Linked DNA regions of Homo sapiens: region 2 is linked to region 1. Evidence: chromatin loops called from intact Hi-C (ENCODE). Cell type or tissue: Panc1. All regions are shown on one strand. Each heading gives the region's core, and the rest is flanking DNA. Links, peaks and the distances in the headings are about the cores only. Region 1 overlaps LINC02352 (long intergenic non-protein coding RNA 2352). Region 2 has its middle 44 kb from the start of KLF13.

Region 1 (9,726 bases), core at 1-8,000:
AAAACCAGCCTGGCCAACTTGGTGAAACCCCATCTCTACAAAAAATTCAAAAATTAGCTGAGCATGGTGGCAGGCGCCTGTAATCCTGGCTACTCGGGAGGCTGAGGCAGGAAAATTGCTTGAACCCAGGAGGCAGAGGTTGCAGTGGAGATTGTACCATTGCACCCTAGCGTGGGTGACAGAGTGAGACTCCCTCTCAAAAAAAAACCCAAAAAAACAAAAGAACTAAAAATGTCCTTTATGCTTGGAGTCAAACATTCCAACAGAATAAAGGAGACAATAGGAATGCTACCACCCCAGACCCCAGGCCACTTACCTGACGGTCTCAGTCAGCTCAGGCTGCTATGACAAAGGACTATAGACTGGGTGGCTTATAAATAGCAGGCATTTATTTCTCATAGTTCAGGAGGCTGGAAGTCCCATATCAAGGTGCCAGTATGGTCAGGTCATGGGGAGGGCTCTCTTCAGGTTGCAGATGGCCACGTGGCAGGGAAAGAGGAAGAGAGCTTGGGGTCTCCATCCTCTTGACCTAAACTCCCAAGGGTTCCACCTCCTAATGCCATCGCACTGGGGCCGAAAATTTCTACATATGAATTTGGGGGGAGGAGTACACAAACATTCAGTTCATAGCACCAGAGAAAACACACTAACGTCCATATTTTATGCATCCTACCAGGAGTTTCTGTGTGCACACACACATACACTCATTCGAACAAATGAGATAAATCTATACACATACCCTCTAGCTTCCTCTTTTTCATGAAACAATATACTCTGAAGATTGCTGTGTTTCATAGACCTAAATATACCTCCTTCTTTTTTTTTTTTTTTTTTTTTAGACGGAGTTTCACTCTGAAGTTTCACTCGGAGTTATCCAGGCTGGAGTGCAGGGGCGTGATGTTGGCTCACTATAAACTCCGCCTTCCGGGTTCAAGTGATTCTCCTGCCTCAGCCTCCCAAGTAGCCAGGATTACAGGTGCCCGCCACCACACCTGGCTAGTTTTTGTATTTTTAGCACAGATGGGGTTTCACCATGTTGGTCAGGCTGGTCTCGAACTCCTGACTTCAAGTGATCCATCTGCCTCAGCCTCCCAAAGTGCTGGGATTACACCTTGAGAGCCACCACACATGGCCACCTCCCTCTTTTTTAATGACTGCATGGTAATGCAGACCTAGGGATGTGATGTAATTAATCTTGATAGTGCTTAAGTTGTTCCTATCCTTTTCCAATCACTACAATGCTTTGATGAGCCTCTGTATTACATGTCTTGACAAGACTCTGAAGTGGGCTTGCTGGGCCAGAGCACATATGTGTGTAGTTCTGGTAAATGTGACTACATTCCCCCATGGAGCATGTTCCTTCAGCTCACTTGAAAGGCGATTGTCAAAGTTTGGAACTTGCTGATCTGATAGCAGAAAGTAGGATTTCATTGATATTTCAGTTTGCGTTTCTGTTATTGTGATGACAGTCAGCATATTTTTGAATGTTTAGAGGCATTTTTCTTTTCTGGGAAGGATTTCTTCCCATTGCCCATTTTCCAATTCAGTTGTTGGATTTCTTTCTCTTTGATTTTTAGTGGCCCTTTGCCTGTGACATAAGTTGCATATATTATTATGCATATGATTCTGTTTTCACATAGACATAAGTATACCTTATTCTTTTTCATGACTGCAGGGTAAATTCCATCTTACAAATGTGCCATAATTTTTTTCTGTTTATCTTTTTTTTTTTTAACTTTAAGCAGGATGTTTTCTGCCATGCAGATATATTTTTTTTCTTATCGGGTAGAATAAATCAATTATGTTGTTTATGGCCACAGGGTTTTGCAAGATCATTAAAGAGTTCACCCCTTTGCAAGATTACAGGGGTGTGTGTGTGTGTGTGTGTGTGTGTGTGTGTGTGTGTGTGTGTGTTTGAGACAGAGTCTTGTTCTGTCACCCAGGCTGGACTGCAGTGGCACAATCTTGGCTCACTGCAGCCTCCACCTTCTGGGTTCAAGTGATCCTCCTGCCTCAGCCTCCTGAGTAGCTGGGACTACAAGCACGCCACCATGCCCAGCTGACTTTTGTGTTTTTAGTAGAGTCAGAATTTCATCATGTTTGTTGGGGTGATCTCAAACTTCTGACCTCAAATGATCTGACTGCCTTGGCCTCCCAAAGTGCTGGGATTACAGGCTTAAGCCACCGCAACTGGCCAACAGTTTTGTTTTGTTCGTTTTTTGTTTTTAATCATTTTCTTCCGGTATTTTTTTGGTTTCCATCTTTGATCCATCAGGCTCCTTCTGGAGGGAGTGGGCCAGCATAGCTCCATAAAGCCACATCCCCAGTATAGTAAAAGTCACCACCTGGAAGGCTGTCTGGCCGCCAGCTTTGCACCCCATGATCAGGCCACTATGCCTGAGTGGAATTGTCTCCTAAACACAGCCCCACTGAAAGGTGAAGCCAGCGGGACTTCCTGGGTCCACTGGGAAGTTGGAGAACTTTTCTGTCTTACAAGAGGATTGTAAAACGAACCAATCAGCACTCCGTAGCTAGGATTGTAAAACGCACCAATCAGTGCTCTGTAGCTAGCAAGGGATTGTAAAATGCACCAATCAGTGCTGTGTAAAAACTCACCGATCAGTGCTCTGTAGCTAGCAAGAGATTTGTAAAACACACCAATCAGCGCTCTGTGAAATGGACCAATCAGCAGGATTCTAAAAGTAACCAATCGCAGGGAGGATTGAGAAAAGGGCATTCTGATAGGACAGGAACAGGACATGGGCGGGGACAAATAAGAGAATAAAAGCTGCCTCCCCCCCAACCCTTCTCCACACGGAGCCAGCAGAGGCAACCTGCTGGGGTCCTCTTCCGTGGTGGGGAAGCTTTGTTCTTTTGCTCTTCACAATAGCTCTTACTGCTGCTCACCCTTTGGGTCCTTGTCTTCTTTGAGAGCTGTAACACCAGGAAGGTCTGGGGCTCCATTCTCAAAATCAGCAAGACCACAATCCCACTGGAAGGAACCAACTCCGGACCCACCACTCCCTCCTATTACAGGCCCACTGCAGGTGCTTTGCTGAGTCTAGTAGAGAATCCTGCCTGAGCCCCGGCCAAGAGTGGGAGCCAGCCAGGAGCGGGGGAGGGAAGGCAAGTGCGAGGGGGAATGGCCCGTGCAAAAAGATCCCCAGCAGGGCACAGCAGGCAACTGAGGACCAAGTCCAGCTGTGCCTACCGAGATCCACTGTGGAGACCATGATGCAGTACACAGAGCACATGGTCCCAGGCAAAACCGAGCAAAATAGAGGACTCCCTGTGCATACCCACCGGCGAGCTGCACCTCACACCGGAAGAGGGAGAGCTTGGCGACCTTTTGCGGCGTGCCAGCCCCTCAGGGAAGGCCGGGTTGTGTCACCTGTCGGGCTCAGGCTCCAGTTCTGACTTAAAAACTCTGATGCTCATGCCTGTAATCCCAGCAGTTTGGGAGGCAGAGGCCCACGGATCACGAGGTCAGGAGTTTGAGAGGCACCTAGCCAACAGGGTAAAACCCCGTCTCTACCAAAAATACAAAAATTAGCCGGGCGTGGCGGGCACCTGTAATCCCAGCTACTCCGGGAGGCTGAGGCAGGAGAATCGCTTGAAACCAGAAAGCGGAGGTTACAGTGAACCAAGATCACGCCACTGCACTCCAGCCTGGGGGAAAGAGTGAGACTCCATCTCAAACAACAACAACAAAAAACTCTGAGGCTGTTTTCTCATCTGTAGAATGGGGTGACACTACGGCAGCCCCTGACACTGTGAACCCTAACATCAGCAAGCACTTCTCAGTGGGTGTGTTAGAGGAAAGTGGTCCCGATCCAGACCCCAAGAGATGGTTCTTGGATTTTAGGCAAGAAAGAATTCAGGGCGAGTCCACAGAATAAAGTGAAAGTAAGTTTATTAGGAAAGTAAAGGGGTAAAAGAACGGCTACTCCATAGACAGAGCAGCCCCAAGGGCTGTGGGTTGCCCATTTTTATGGTTATTTCTTGATGATATGCTAAACAGGAGGTGGATTATTCATGCTTCCTCTTTTCAGACCATATAGGGTAACTTCCTGATGTTGCCATGGCATTTGTAAACTGTCATGGTGCTGGTGGGAGTGTAGCAGTGAGGACCACCAGAGGACACATCTTGTTGCCATTTTGGGTTTTAGCCAGCTTATTTACTGCAGCCTGTTTCATCAGCAAGGTCTTTATGACCTGTATCTTGTGCCGACCTCGTATCTCATCCTGTGACTTAGAATGCCTTAACCATCTGGGAATGCAGCCCAGTAGGTCTTAGCCTTATTTTACCGGCCCCTATTCGAAATGGAGTTGCTCTGGTTCAAATGCCTCGGACAGGTGCGGAGGGAGGGTGGTGAGTGGAGCCCACCCACCACCAAGTCACACGCACCCACATTCCTTCTGAATCGTATTTTCTAGGCATCTTACTAATATAATCCCCACAACAACGAGCTGCAGAAGGTTGTTTCTCTCACAGATTTCTGCATATTCTCTGTACTTGTAGAATTTGGGGGAACAAGTCAAGTTACACAAGCTAATCCCTGAAACGTGAGCCCCACGGCTCCTCAGCCCTCTCCCAGAGCCGGTGGCCTGCGTGCCAGGTCCCCGACAAATGCTGGCTCCATGGCAGCTGCGATGACTTCCCTCGAGAAGTGCCAGTCCGCAGGGCAATCTCGAGGTCCTCGTGCGGGTGACCAGCTGCGGCACGGCCAGCACGGCACAGGGAGGGAGGGGCTGTGCTGACCCTCAGGTGTCTCGCGGGGGCCCTTGGCGGTCCCAGCAGAGGGTTTGCCCGTGAGAAGGTCTGGAAGTGCTGCTTCTTACAGGGCTGCCTTCAATTATTTCAGCTGCTCCGAGGTATTTCAAAGTCAGACCAAATAAACATTTGTATCTAAAAAAGGCGAAACAGGGTCATTTGAAATGGAGAAGAAAGCCTTTCCCGTATCCGGAGGGTGTGGCCCGACATTCCGGAGCAGCGGCAAGGGTTCTCTCTGGTTCTGTGCCTGTGCCAGGGCACCTACCCCAGCCCCTGCTTCAGGAGGGAAGTTATTTTCTTTTAAATCAAATGTGTGGCGACCTAAGTTTCCTTTCCCTGATTTGCTCCGTGGTCACCCTGGGCCCCCTGCTGCTGTCAGGTCAACATCTTTAAAGGGCTCTCTGTGCTTTTCCTAAGAAGGGGACCACAACAGACTCGACAGGATCCACCGGTTGGGCCCAAGGCAGGAGGAAGGGCGGCGCCCCCAAACTCCCAGGACGCCTGCAGCACCCCCCACGCGCCGCTCTCCGCCTCTGGGGAGCATCCTGCCACCCCCCGACACACACACCCCGGCTACATCCCGCCTTCTCACGCTTGGTCAGGCGCTCTGGAGATGTCGGAGATCCAGGCTTTTCCTAAAGAGTCAGGATTGGAAGGCGGTGAGGGCATCAGGTTTTTTTTCTTCTCTTTTCTTCTAGCAATTACGCCCCCGTGGCTAAATTAAACTCCCATTGGCTAAATTAGGCTCGAAGAGAGGGGCACCTGCTGCTAAGCTGTGTATGTTGTCCCCTAGGACTCCCACCGTTTGCTGAGCTCCACATGACAACAGCAGACGACAGGCCGCACTGATCCCACCTGGCTTACAGGTGCTGTCACACAGGTACGCCTTCTTGTGAATCATCAGTCACCATTTGCCCCTCGCAGCAACCCTGTCTTGGAGGAAGGTCCTTGCCGACACCCGCCTCTCCCCACCCTTAGGCTCCCTTGCTCCTTCATTCAACCATTGTTTACATGTCGTTCAGGACTGCTGACTAAACACTTTCAAGCACAGTGGACCCTTGAACAACGCAGGTTCAAACTGTGCAGGTCCACCCACAGGGATGTTTTTCAATCAGAGTTATACCAAGTGTCCCTGCCTCTCCTGCCTCCCTTCCCACTTCCTCCATGTCTTCCTCTCTGCCACCCTGAGGCAGCAAGACCAGCCCCTCCTCCTCAGCCACTCAACATGAAGACAACGAGGATGAAGACTTCTATGATAATCCACTTCCACTTAGTAAATGCTTTCTCTTATGATATTCTTAATGACATTTTATTTTCCCAAGCTTAGTTTATTGTAAGAATACAGTATAAATACACATACAAAGTACGTGTTAACTGATTTTTTAATGTTACCAGTAAGGCTTCCAGTTAACAGTAGGCTATTTATTAGTTAAGTTTGGAGGGAGCCTGAAGTTATACAAGCTCTGACTGCGTGAGGGGTTGGCTCTCCAACCCTCACATTGTTCAAGGCTCAACTGCACCTCTCCTACCTATCTCCCCCACCCTCTGATGTAGTAGGATAAATATAAAAACACTTAGAAATCCTTGAAAACCAGGAAAAATGCCACCAACAGACTAGAACATTGGAGAATTTCTGGAAGATATAAAGCGGAGGAGATCAGATTCGTGGTGAAACGCAATAGAGCCAATGGCCTGCAGGTGGGAGACCATTTCAAGTCTGGAAATGGGGTAGGGTGGGGGCAGTGGAGAAGGAATGAGTCATGGAGCTTGGATACGGTAATCACACAAACGGCTACCCAGGTGGCTGAGGCAGTGTCCTGCCTGTCCCCAGGGTAAAGTCTGAGTGCAGCATTCAGACTGAAGACAAAGATGCACCGGGAGCCTCCAGAGCCAACACTGGCCCAAAGAGAGAAGCAGGGGCCCGCCCAGGTGACTGCCAGGCACTGTCAGCCACACTGACAGGGAGAGCGGCCCAGATGAGAGGCCCAGGAAGGCACTCTGCCTTTGCAACGTCCTGGCCTGTCTCCATGACCACAGGTGCCCAGTGGTGCCAGGGTTGCCAGACAGTGGTGGTTTAGTTGTGTGCAAGAACTACTCTGCACAGCAAGAATGATTGGTTGAGACTGACAGATCGCAAACACACTGCATTCAGGAACCCTTCACCCTCTCTTAGAAATGGCTGAGGGTCTCAGCGGGCTTTCATTCATATGAGTTTATCTATCAATATTTACGGTAGTAGAAGTTCAAGTGAAAAATAAATAAATATTCATTTATCTTAAAATAATAATGGCATGTTAACATAAATAACACTTATACATGCTGGGTGTGGTGGCTCACGCCTGTAATCCCAGCACTTTGGGAGGCCGAGGCGGGCGAGTCACCTGAGGTCGGGAGTTTGAGACCAGCCTGACCAACATGGTGAAACCCCATCTTTACCAAAAATACAAAAAATTAGCCAGGTGTGGTGGTGCGTGGCTGTAATCCCAGCTACTCAGGAGGCTGAGACAGGAGAACCGCTTGAACCCGGGAGGCAGAGGTTGCAGTGAGTTGAGATGGTGCCACTGCATTGCAGCCCGGGCAACAAGAGTGAAACTCTGTCTCAAAACAAAACAAACAAAACAAAAAAACTCCCCAATGTCTGGCTTAATAGCTGGATTTTCTTTTTTGTTGTTGTATTTTTTTATTTTTATGTATTTATGCATTTAATTTTTATGTATTCATATGTATTTAATTTTTTAAATTTATTTATTGAGACAGAGTCTCACTCTGACACCCAGGCTGCAATGCAGTGGCACAATCTTGGCTCACTGCAACCTCTGCCTCCCAGTTCAAGCAATCCTCCTGCCTCGGCCTCCCAAGTAGCTGGGATTACAGGAATGCACCACCACGCCTAGCTTTTTTTTTTTTTTTTTTTGTATTTTTAGTAGAGATGGCGTTTCACCATGTTGGCCAGGCTGGTCTCAAACTCCTGACCTCAAGTGGTCTGTCTGCCTCAGCCTCCCAAAGTGTTGAGATTACAGGCAGGAGCCGCCATGCCCAGCCAACAGCTGGATTTTCATACCTCCTTCTTTCAAGCTATAGTGATAACACACATCATGTAGACTCTGGAAAACTCCACTGAACACCCATTTGTATATGTGCTGCTGAAGTGAGCACCTGAACACCCATTAGGAAAAACAAGTCTTTTTTATTCCTATTAAATAGTTTTGGCTTTGCAGACACCCAGAAAGAGTCTTAAGAACCCTTAGGGGTCCATGGATCTCACTTTGAAAACCACTCTCTGGACGTTCATTTACAAATGGGATCAGACAATCAAAAATCCCCAGACATTTGAAGGAAACCAACAGCCTGCAGAAGAAGTAGACAGAACGCTGGAGAAAACAGGATAATAATGCAGGAATCAGAAGAAGACATTAAAATCAGCATAATTCATATCCTTTGAAAGGTTCAATAAAATATAACAACCAGTTAGATGGCAAGTGGGCACAGAGCAAATACACAAAAATCAATACTTTCCATAGATACCATTAAATAATCAATAGGAGAGGACATTTGCAATACCAACAACAATCATAAATAATCTAGGCATAGGCATAACCAAAATTCTGGAGAACCTACATGAAGAAAAATGTTTAATCGTATTAAAGGACATAAATTGAGAGATGTATTATGTTTCCCGTAGGAAGCTTCAATATTGTAAAAGTGGCAATTATTTGAGTTGCTCCGTGAACTGTCCTCTGCATTATACTAGGTTGAGTGGGATTTCTGTCAAGAGTATGCACCAAGAGTCATAACTAATATATCTTGTAGGTCAGCAGTCCCCAGCCTTTTTGGCACCAGGGACCAGTTTCATGGAAGACAATTTTTCCACAGACACAGGCTGAGCGGGGGATGGTTTCAGGGTGAACCTGTTCCACCTCAGATCATCAGGCATTAAGAGTCTTTTAAGGAATGTGCAACCTAGATCCCTCATACGCACAGTTCACAGTAGGGTTTGTGCTCCTATGAGAATCTAATGTCGCTGCTGGTCTGACAGGAGGCGGAGCTCAGGTGGTCATGCTCCCGCGCCTGCTACTCATCTTCTGCTATGTAGCCTGGTTCTTAACAAACCACAGACAGGGAATAGTCTGCAGCCCCGGGTTTGGGGACCACTGCTCTAGGTTGAAAGCCGCTCCAAATAAAATAAAGAGACAAGTGACTGATTACAAGATGTTTGCAAGATATATAATAGTCAAAAGGTTAATATACTTAATATATAACATTCCTGGAGTCATAACATTTTAAGACAAAGAACCTTAAAATACAGGCAGATAATAGAAGCTAAATGACAAGTATCTACATGCATGAAAACGAATCAACCTCTGAATTAGTTAGGGTAAAGCTCACCTGCTCTAACAAAGAGGCCTGATGATACAGAGGCTAGAAGAATAAACAGATTTGTTTCTGTATTAGGTTCTCCAGAGAACAGAACCAATAGGAGAAACACACACACACACACACATATATATATGATAAGTATGTGTATATTTATCTAATATATATTATAGATCTATATTAGACATTACATAGGCTATATATATACACAGACACACATGCACACACATTTATTTTAAGGAATTTTGAAGAATTTATTTTAGGGAACTGTTGTAAGGGATTCATTTTAAGGAATTGGCTTCTGCGGTTGTGGAGGCTTGGCAAATCCAAAATCTGCAGAGTAAGCCGGTAGGCTGGAGACCGATATTACAAGTTGGAGTTCACAAGCAGTTGGCCAGCAGAATTCCTCCTTGCTCAGAGCAGGTCAGTCTCTTTTCTCTTAAGGTCTTCAACTGATGGGATGAGATCTGCCCACATTGTGGAGAATAATCTGCTTTACTCAAAATCTTCTGATTTAAATGCTAATCTTATCTTAAAAAGTACTTTCACCGGTTGTGGTAGCTCAGGCCTGTAATCCC
Region 2 (9,797 bases), core at 1-8,000, 59 kb before region 1:
TGAATGCAAGGCTGGTTCAATATTTGAAAATTAGTCAATATAATTCACAATGTTAGCATACTAAAGAAGAAAAGCCATATGATAATGTCAATTCATGCAGAAAGTATTGAAAAATTTCAACATCCATTCATGATTTAAAAAAAACTTTGCACAAACTAGGAATAGTGGGGAAAATCCTTAATATAATCAAGGACATCTATGATGGTAAATTACTGAATGCATCTCCCTAAAATCAGGAACAAGGCAAAGATGTCTGGTCTCATCACCCCTATTTAATATTGTATTGGAAGTATTGGCAAGTGCAATTAGGTGAGAAAAAGAAATAAAAGCACACCAATTTTATAAGAAAAATGAGCTGTTCCTATTCACTGGTAGCTGCCTATGAGGAAAATTCTAATGAATCTACACAAAAGATTTTGGAATTAATTGATGAGCCTTGCAGGGTTTCAGGATAAAAGGTCAACATGTAAAAGTCAATTGTATTTCTATTTACTAGCAATGTACATTTAGAAACCAAAATGTAATACAAATATCTCTTAAAGCTTCAGAAAGTATAATCAACCTCATTTACAATAAGAGAGATGAAATTTTAACTACACTGAGGTATCACAGTGAATATAGTGAACTATTAGAGAAATAAGATAGAGGGAAGAGCATGAGATATGCATAAAATATAACTATGGGTTTGTCCAAGAAAATGCTAACACTGCGGCTTGTGGGGAAACTGGATGATTGAGAGACTGGGAAGAAAGAAAGAATTCAGTGTACAAATTTCTTTTGTACATTTAGGATTTTGGATCACGTGAATGACTTTGAAACACATGAAAAAATAAATAAAATTGAACTCTTAAAAAATTGTTTAACCACAAATTTTTTAAAAATCACATATAGTTTCAAAAAATGAAACATTTATGATAAATATAACAAAACGTGGTTGAGATCTATATGCAGAAAACTACAAAATATTGACGAAAGAAATAAAAGAAGCCCTGAATAAATAAAGAAACATGCTTTGTTCATGGATTGGAAGACAATATATTTTATATGTCAGTTTTCTCCCAGATTGATCTCTAGACTCAACACAATTTCAATCAAAATCCCAACAATGGGGATGGTTAATGGGTACAAAAATAAAGTTAGAATGAATAAGATCTAGTATTTGATAGCACAACAGGGTGACTACAGTCAACAATAATTTATTGTACATTTAAAAATCAAAGTATAATTGGATTATTTACAGAACAAAGACATGATAAATACTTTAGATGATGGATACCTCATTTACTCTGTAATTATTATGCATTGTATGCCAGTATCAAAATATCTCATGTACCCCATACATATCTACACCTACCATGTACCCATAAAAATTAAACATTAAAAATTTTTAAAAATCAGCAATACTTATATACATAGACAATATAACTCTAAAATTTATATTGAAAGCAAAAGATGTTTGAATAGTTAAACAATTTTAGAAAAGAAGAATAAAGATCAAGGATTCACACTACCCAGTTTTAAGACTTACTATGTATTATAGCTACAACAATGAAGACAGTATGATATTGGTGAAGGGACAGAAACATAGGCCAATAAAATAGATTAGAGTCAGAAATAGACTCACATGAAAATGGCCAAATGATTTTTTCAAACATTTAAAAAATTTAGATATAATTCACACACCATAAAACTATTCTGAAGTGCACAGTTCAGTTGTTTTTAGTATATTCAGAAGTTACGCAAACATTCTCACTGCCCAGTTCCAGACCATTTCCATCATTCCTAAGATTAAAAAGTAACAACAACCTGTATTCATTACCAGTGACTCTCATTGTCCCTTCCTCTAGCCCTTGGAAACCACCAATTTGCTTTCTGTCTGTGGGGATTCACCTATTCTGAACATTTTGTATAAGTGGAATCATATAATATGTGGCTTTTTGTGTCTGGTTTCTTTCACTTAGCTAAATATTTTCAAGGCTCAGCCATGTTGTCATGTTTCAGTACTTCCTTTTATGGCTGCAGAATTTTTTGTTGTATGGGTATACCACATTGTGTTTATCCATTCATGAGTTGTTTCCACTTTTGGCTATTTGAATAATGCTACTAGGAACATTTGTGTACAAGTTTTTGTGTGGCCATACGTTTTTATTTCTCTTGGGACTATACCTAGGAGTGGAATTACTGGGTCATGTGGTAACTCTATATTTAACTGTTTAAAGAACTGCTAGCCTGTTTTCTAAAGCAGCTGTACCATTTTACATCCCCACTAGCAGTGTATGAAGGTGCTAATACCTCCACATCCTTGCTACCACTTGCTGTTATCTGTCTGAGATATTTGATTATAGCAACCCTGGTGGGTGTGAACTGTTATCTTATCATTTTGATTTGCATTTATCCTGATGGGTAATGACGTTGAGAATCTTTTCATGTTCTTATTGATCATTTGTATCTTTTCTTTGGAGAGATGTCTATTTGAATCCTTTGCTCATAATTTAGTTTTTTAAATTATTGTGCTGTAAGAGTTGTATATATATATATTATTTTCCTGGATATTTGACACTTGTCAAATATATTATTTACAAGTATTTTCTCCCATTCCATTGGGCTGTTTATTCTCTGTAATAGTGTCCTTTAAAACACATAGGTTTTAGGGCCAGGCATGGTGGCTCATGCCTGTAAACCCAGCACTTTGGGAGGCCGAGGTGGGCAGATCACCTGAGATTGGGAGTTCGAGACCAGCCTGACCAACATGAAGAAACCACATCTCTACTAAAAATACAAAATTAGCCAGGCATGATGGCACACGCCTATAGTCCCAGCTACCAGGGAGGCTGAGGCAGGAGAATTGCTTGAACCCGGGAGGCAGAGGTTGCAGTGAGCCAAGATCGTGCCATTGCACTCCAGCCTGGGCAACAGAGTGAAACTCTGTCTCAAAAATAAAATAAAATAAAATTAAAATAAAAAATAAAACACATAGGTTTTAAATTTTGATGCCAATTTATCTATTTTTCTTTTATGCTTTAGCTGTCATATCTAAGAAACCACTGCCTAATCCAAAATGATGGAGATTTATGCCTATGTTTTTTCTAAAATATTATAGTTTTAGCTCTTATGTTTAGGTTTTTGAAACATTTTTAGTTAATTTTTGTAAATAGTATGAGCTAAGGGTCCATCTTCATTCTTATGCTGTGTGGGTATCCAGTTGTCCCAGTACCACTTATTATAGAAACTATTACTTCTTCCATTGAATTGTCTTTGTCATGCTTGTTGAAAATCAATTGCCCATAAATATATGGGTTTACTTGTGGGCTCTCAATTCTATTACATTGATCTATATGTCTATTGCTATTTTACATCCACATAGTGTTGATTACCATGACTTTATAGTAAGTTTTGAAACTGGGAATTGCGAACCCCCAAATTTGTTCTTTATCAAGAATGCTTTGGCTATTTTGGGTTTCTTATGTTTTCCTACGAATTTTAGGATCAGCTTGTCAGTTTTGATGGTACACCAAAAAAAAAAGTTTATTGTACTGTACGTTAATTTTAAAAAATAATGTAAGTCTGAAAAAACACCAGATAGGCTTAACAGAAAATGTGATGTGACAAAAGGAAAGGCAGTAAAATGGAAGACAAGGTACTCGAACTATCCAAGCTAAAGCACAGAGAGGGAAATGACTGGAAAAAAATGAACTTGTTAAGGAGTGTAACATCTCTAAAGATGAACAATGTCAAGGGGTGTAACTTATCTCTAATTGCAGTCCTAGAAGGGGTCAAGGGCAGAGAAAATGTATGGAGAAACGATAACTGAAAATGTTCTGCATTTGATGAAAAATATAAACACACTATTCTAAAGAATGCATTGAAACCTAAGAAGAATTAATGCAAAAAGCATCATGGGCAATGTCATTATATTCAAATTGCTAAAAACCTGTGATAAAGAGAACATCTCAAAATCAGCCAGCAATAAAAGACACACTATGTCCCTCACCAAGGAAGAGGTACAGGTGGCAAATAGGCACATGAAAAAATACTCAACATCACATGTCGTCAGGGAAATGCAAATTACAACAACAGTGAGCTACCACTGCACACCTATCAGAATGGCCAAAATCCAGAACACTGACACCACCAATTGCTGATGAAGAGGGGGAGCAACAGGAACTCTCATTTATTGTTGGCGGGGAACTCTAAATGCTACAGCCATTTTGGAAGACAGTTTGTGGTTTCTCACAAAACTAAACATATTCTTAGCGTACAATACAGCAATGTGCTCCTTGGTATTTACCCAAAGGAATTGAAAACTTTAGTCCACTGGATGTTCATTTGTGTCTGAAATACCTGCATATGGATGTTTATAACAGCTTTATTCTTAGCAGCAATCATGATGCTCTTCAGTAGGTGAATGAATAAGTAAAACGTGGTACATCCCGACAATGAAATACTATTCAGTGATGAAAAGAAATGAGATATCAAGCCATGAAAAGACATGGAAGAAACTTAAATGCATATTACCAAGTGAAAGAAGCTGATGTGAAAGGCTACAGACTGTGACTCCAACTATATGATACTCTGGAAAAGCAAAACTATGGAAACAGTAAAAAGGTCAGCGGTTGTCAAGGGTTTCAGGGAGGGAGGGATAGGCAGGGCACAGAAGATTTTTTTAGGGCAGTGAAACTACTCTCTATGATACTATCATGGTGGATAAATACCATTATACATTTGTCTAAACCCAGAGAATTAATGACACCAAGAATAAAAACTAATGTAAACTGTGGACTCTGGGTGATAGTGATGTGTCAGTGTAGGTTATCAGTTGTAACATATGCACCGCTCTGGCAGGGGATGCGTATGCGGGGGGAGGTGATGTGTGTGTAAAGGCAGGCAGCATTTGTGAAATCTCTGTGCCTTTCACTCCATTTTGCTGTGACCCCAAAAAATAAAGTCTCTTTTTAAAAAAGGTACCTTACGTATAGGGAACAAAAATAATAATGACCATCAGAAACAATGCAGGGCAGGAGACAGTCAAATGGATATTTTTTAAGTGCTGTGGAAGACAACTTGTTAACTTTTCTCGTTCAAAAAAAAAAAAGTCTTCAGAAGCAATGGACTGTTTACAACAATAATAATATTAATATGCTGTGGAATTTATTAAATATGTGGACATAATATATCCGATAACAGTGGGATGGAAGGCTAACAATGGGAAGACAAAGGATGAAAGAAATGAAAGTATATCACTTTAAGGTTTTCCACCTTATGTAAGCAAGTATACTATTATTCGATTAGTTAATGACAGATCTTGTAAACTCTAAATCAACTAGTAAAAGAATAAAGATAATACATATAGCTAATTGGCCAATGGAGGAAATAAAAATGGAATATTGAAAAATACACAATTCAAAAAAACAGAAAGAGAAAAAGGAACAGATAGACAAAAAGTAGACAAGTAGCAAGATGGCAAATTTAAAGCCAACTATTTCAATATCTAAAAAAAGAAGAACTAAACTAAAAGCAGCAACGGCCATATTGAATTAAAAAAAAAAACTCCCAAATACATGTTATCTATAAGAAATATATTTTTAATCTAAATCCCAGGGAGATAAACAGTAAAAGGATAGAAAAAATATGTATAATGTAAACACTAATCATAGATAGTAAGAATTGCTTCATTTATATCAAATAAAATAGACTTCAGTAAAAGGAATACTGCTAGAAATAAGGAGGAGTATTCATATTAGTAAAAGTGTCCATTCATCCAAAGGTATAACCTTCTGCTATAGATTGAACTGTGTCCCCTACAAATTTATATGTTGAAGCCCTAACCCCTGTGGTGACTGTATTTGAAGGGCCTTTAGGAATTGATTAAAGTTAAATGAGGTTGTAAAAATGGGGCCCTGATCTGAAAGGATTAGCGTATTTGTAAGAAGAGGAAGAGAGAGGCTGGGCGCAGTGGCTCACACCTGTAATCCCAGCACTTTGGGAGGTGAGGGGGGGCGGATCACCTGAGATCAGGAGTTCAAAATCAGCCTGGCCAACATGGTGAAACCTTGTCTCTACTAAAAATAAAAAACTTAGCTGGGCATGGTGGTGCACACCTGCAGTCCCAACTACTCGGGAGGCTGAGGCACGAGAATTGCTTGATCCTGGGAGATGGAGGTTGCTGTGAGCTGAGATCACGCCATTGCATTCCAGCCTGGGCGATGGAGTGAGACATCATCTCAAAAAAAAAAAAAAAAGAAGAGGAAGAGAGAGGGACTCTTCTTGGTCTGTGTATGCATGCACTGAGGAGAGGCCACATGAGCACACAGTGAGAAGGCAGCTGTCTGCAAGCCAGGAAGAGAGCCCTCACCAGGACCCAACCATGCTGCCACCCTGATCTTGGACTTCCAGACTCCAGAACTGTGAGAATACATTTCTGTTATTTAAGCCACGCGGCCTATGGGATTTTGTTATGGCGGTTATGTTTAACCATGTTAAATGTGCATGCACATAATAAGAGAGCTTCAAAATATATAAGGCAAAAACAGCTAGAACTGAAAGGAGAAACAGACAAATCCACGATTACAGTGGAAGATTTCAACACCCAACAGACAGAAAATCAGCAAGGATTGAGAAGACTTGAACAACACCATCAACCAGCTTGACCGAATTGACATTTACACAATATTTCATCTCCCACTGCAGACGACACATTATTTCCATGCTGGATCATAAAACAAGTCTCAATACATTTTAAATGGCTGGAAATTATACCAAGAATATCCTCTGACCGCCGTGGAATCAAAGTAGAAATAAATCACATAAAGTTGTCTGGATATCCCCCAAATAGTTGGAAGTCAAACAGAATACTTCTAAAAATTCCACGGGTCAAAGCAGAAATAACAAGAAAAATTACAGTCTTTCGAATTGAATGGTAGTGAAAATACAACCTGTCGAAATCTCCAGATACAGCTAAACAGTGCTTGGAGGGAAACGTGTGGCTCGAAACACTTACATTAGGAGAAGGGTGGGTGGCAGCCAGGACCACAGCCGTGTGTGAATGATGCTTTGGAAGGGGCTCCAGGACAGCACATGAGGGGCAGCTGGCCAGGCAAGGGATCAGGCTCAGGGTCCTAAGCAAACAGAGCCAGAGAAATGTCTGTGCCTTTTGCACATGCACACACACACATGTGTGTGTGTGCATGCATGTGTGTGTGTGTGTTTGTGTGTGTGTTTTGGGTTTGGATAGAAGGTCACTGAGCACCAGAGAATTCCTTCAATTGCACTTTCTGCCTGAAAATGGAGAAATGCCTCCTAGTGTTCAGTGCCACCCAAATACCTGGAAAGCAGTTTGGTCAGTGGGGGTCGAGGAGGGTTAGACCTGGTGGGGGTTGGGCAGCTGAGACCTGAGGGTGCAAGTGTGGGGGCAGGGGGCTCAGGCACCCCACCCAGGAGTTTGTCTAAATTCCCACAGCCTGGAACTGACTCCCCCGGCATTCTCATTCTCTCTGGGTGGGGACAGGACGGAGCTGCTGTGTTCTGACCTCACAGTGAAATCTGAATAATTGATGCCCAGTCTAATGTTTCGCCCAATTGTCATAAAGCAAGAAACACAAGCCCAGTGTGTGGCAGATGAGGCCCTGGACAAAGGGCTGTTTTCATTGCCCCCTTTCCCGGCCTCAGGTCTGCGAGGCTCTCCTCCCCAGCACATGATCTGTGACAATCATCCTGTGTTCTCCTGCCCCTCCCCGGGGAGCCATGGGAGGGATTATCGGGAGGTGGCTCCCCCAGGGTAGGAGAGGGCTGCGCCCCCACCCCCGCATGTGTCATCTGGAGCGTGTGCCCGACCGTTGCTTGATACCCACTTGGCACAGCCTTCTCTCTGCCGAGGGCTGCCAGGAGAGCTGCTGTCAATACAGAGCTCTCACCCAAACAAACAGCGCAGATGGGTCCCCAGGGGCCTGCGAGTTCCCAGCTCCAGCTCCATGTGCTGGGGGGTGGGATATGAGGAGTGGGTGTTGGGGACAGCAGAGGGACTCCCTGAGCCCCAGGCAGATGGGATAGAGCCCAACCCTGTTTGGATTTCTGGCACTGTTGTCTGGGGGTAGGGCTCATTTGTCACACCCCGAGGGGAAAATACACAGTAAATGAACTTCAAACATACTCAGCTCCATGAGCAGGGGACAGGTGACAGACCTCATTTAACTTGGCACCCAAGGCCATGACAGCATGTCTGGGCCAGGACAGAGCAGCGGCACAGCGGTGTCAGTGCCAACCTGGTCACCATAGGCGCTACAGAAGCCGGGCCTACGGGCAGGATGTGGCTTGTGTTCCCTGCAAGTTTTCCCAAATCAGTCATATATGCAATCTCGGAAAATCACAGAAATCTTTGGTGAGCTCAAGTTTAACACTCCCACCCTCCCCAAGTTAATAGGACTCGGCCTTGGAGTGTGTTTCTAGGTTTGGGCAGGGAGAAAGGGGCTGAGCCTCTTCCTCATGAAGAGAAGATGGGGAAGAAGGTGAGATTTGGGGACCAGTGTGTGGGCTGTGTGGGCCACAGTCAGCAGCTTGCAGGCCCTTCTGGTTTGTCCATTGAGAAGACACTCTGAGAGCAGGGCAGGCAGCAAATGAAAGTGTGGGCCGTTGTTCAGAAAGCAGGAAGGGTGTTTTTCTCTGCTATTTAAAATCAGCCCTGGGCTCAGGGATCCCTGTGGGGCATGTGCAGACCTCCCAGGTGCCCAGGGCTCTGTCTCATCCGTGGAGTGTCTGTGCAGGACAGCCGGGGCCTGTGGCAGGGCAGGTGGCAGCCCAGAACACCTAACAGGGGGTGTGAAGGAAGCAGGGAAAGGAGCCTTGGTGGATGCTCCATTGCCCCATTGACTTCACTTACAAAACACACATTCAAGGATAAACTCATTAAGAATCCCAAGAGCGGAACCCCAGGGCACGGCCGAAGGGGTGGCATGCGTGGGAGCCTCCCCTGCCCGTGAGGCCTTCTTCCCATCCAGGACAAACTGGCCTCCTGCTGGGGCAGGGTGGAGTGGGGACCATGCCAGGGATGGGGCACCGTTGCAGGACTGGAGGTTTGGGACAAACCTTAGCCCCAGGCGGCCCAAGGCAGCCACAGTGCAGAGCAGAGGGGAGACAGCGAGGGCTGCTGAATGCAGGGTGGGAGTGGACACCAGGCGCTCCGCCCCACACCTTCCTCACAGCCCTCATGCCCACCCCACCCACTGGACAGAGACTGGTTCACAGCCTGTTCCTCCCCAGTAATTGTCCTCTGCCTCAGGGAAGGTCCCTCCTGAGACAATGCTGCCACCAGTGGGACAATGACCCGCCAATGTTGCTGGTGCAGAGGCCCAGCCCCTTCAGGGTGCGAGGGCATCGTGAGCCTGTCTCTCTCTGTACCCCGTCCTGCCCTCCTCACTGTATGGAGCATGGGTGGTGAACCAGGGGGACTCTAGCCAGGGGAAGGGGTCCGACCAGCTGACGCAACATCCTAGTGGGTAAGGGACCTGGAGCCGGAGGACGGGGCTGCTCTGAGCACCACTCAGAAGATGATGGAGAATGACAACCAATGAAATCAAAATGGGAAAGTCAGAAGTCCTCCCTGATCTCCGGCATTTGGGGAATTTGGGGGATGGAAGTGAGAGGTGGATCACACCAAGGACATGGCGCAAAGTTACTGCTAGGTGTAGTGGAGCTCTCAGCCTCCAGGGGTGTCCCAAGCTAGGTCAGGACCTCGGTAGGGAAGGGAAGGGACCCTGAGATCTGGGACGGGGAGTCTGGGGAGGTGCAAGTGAGGACCTAGAGCT

Evidence for each region. Peaks named below come from ENCODE experiments on the same cell type or tissue, not always from the same donor. Only the 100,000 strongest peaks of a DNase experiment are listed, where the experiment ranks them.
Region 2: it touches region 1 in a loop (4-fold over the local background); 11 of 110 quality-filtered maps call a loop at or near these places.

Annotation. Positions count from the first base shown.
Region 1 is chr15:31,219,178-31,228,903 of GRCh38, reverse strand. It overlaps LINC02352 (long intergenic non-protein coding RNA 2352), which reads right to left. Exons shown (of 2, transcript NR_135834.1): 2 at 3,897-4,909. It overlaps LINC03034 (long intergenic non-protein coding RNA 3034), which reads left to right. Exons shown (of 4, transcript NR_171016.1): 3 at 5,192-5,433; 4 at 5,568-6,137. It overlaps LOC124903454 (a long non-coding RNA gene), which reads right to left. Exons shown (of 2, transcript XR_007064556.1): 2 at 9,378-9,615. Among named protein-coding and RNA genes, the nearest start is that of LINC03034, 6.8 kb to the left of the region's middle. RefSeq lists an enhancer at 2,598-3,170. In Panc1, for the core only: no CTCF peak of the experiment used is centred there; no DNase peak of the experiment used is centred there; H3K4me3 peaks cover 999 bases; H3K27ac peaks cover 2,336 bases.
Region 2 is chr15:31,278,272-31,288,068 of GRCh38, reverse strand. No RefSeq gene overlaps it. Among named protein-coding and RNA genes, the nearest start is that of KLF13, 44 kb to the left of the region's middle. RefSeq lists enhancers at 8,573-9,073, 9,074-9,574. In Panc1, for the core only: no CTCF peak of the experiment used is centred there; no DNase peak of the experiment used is centred there; H3K27ac peaks cover 528 bases.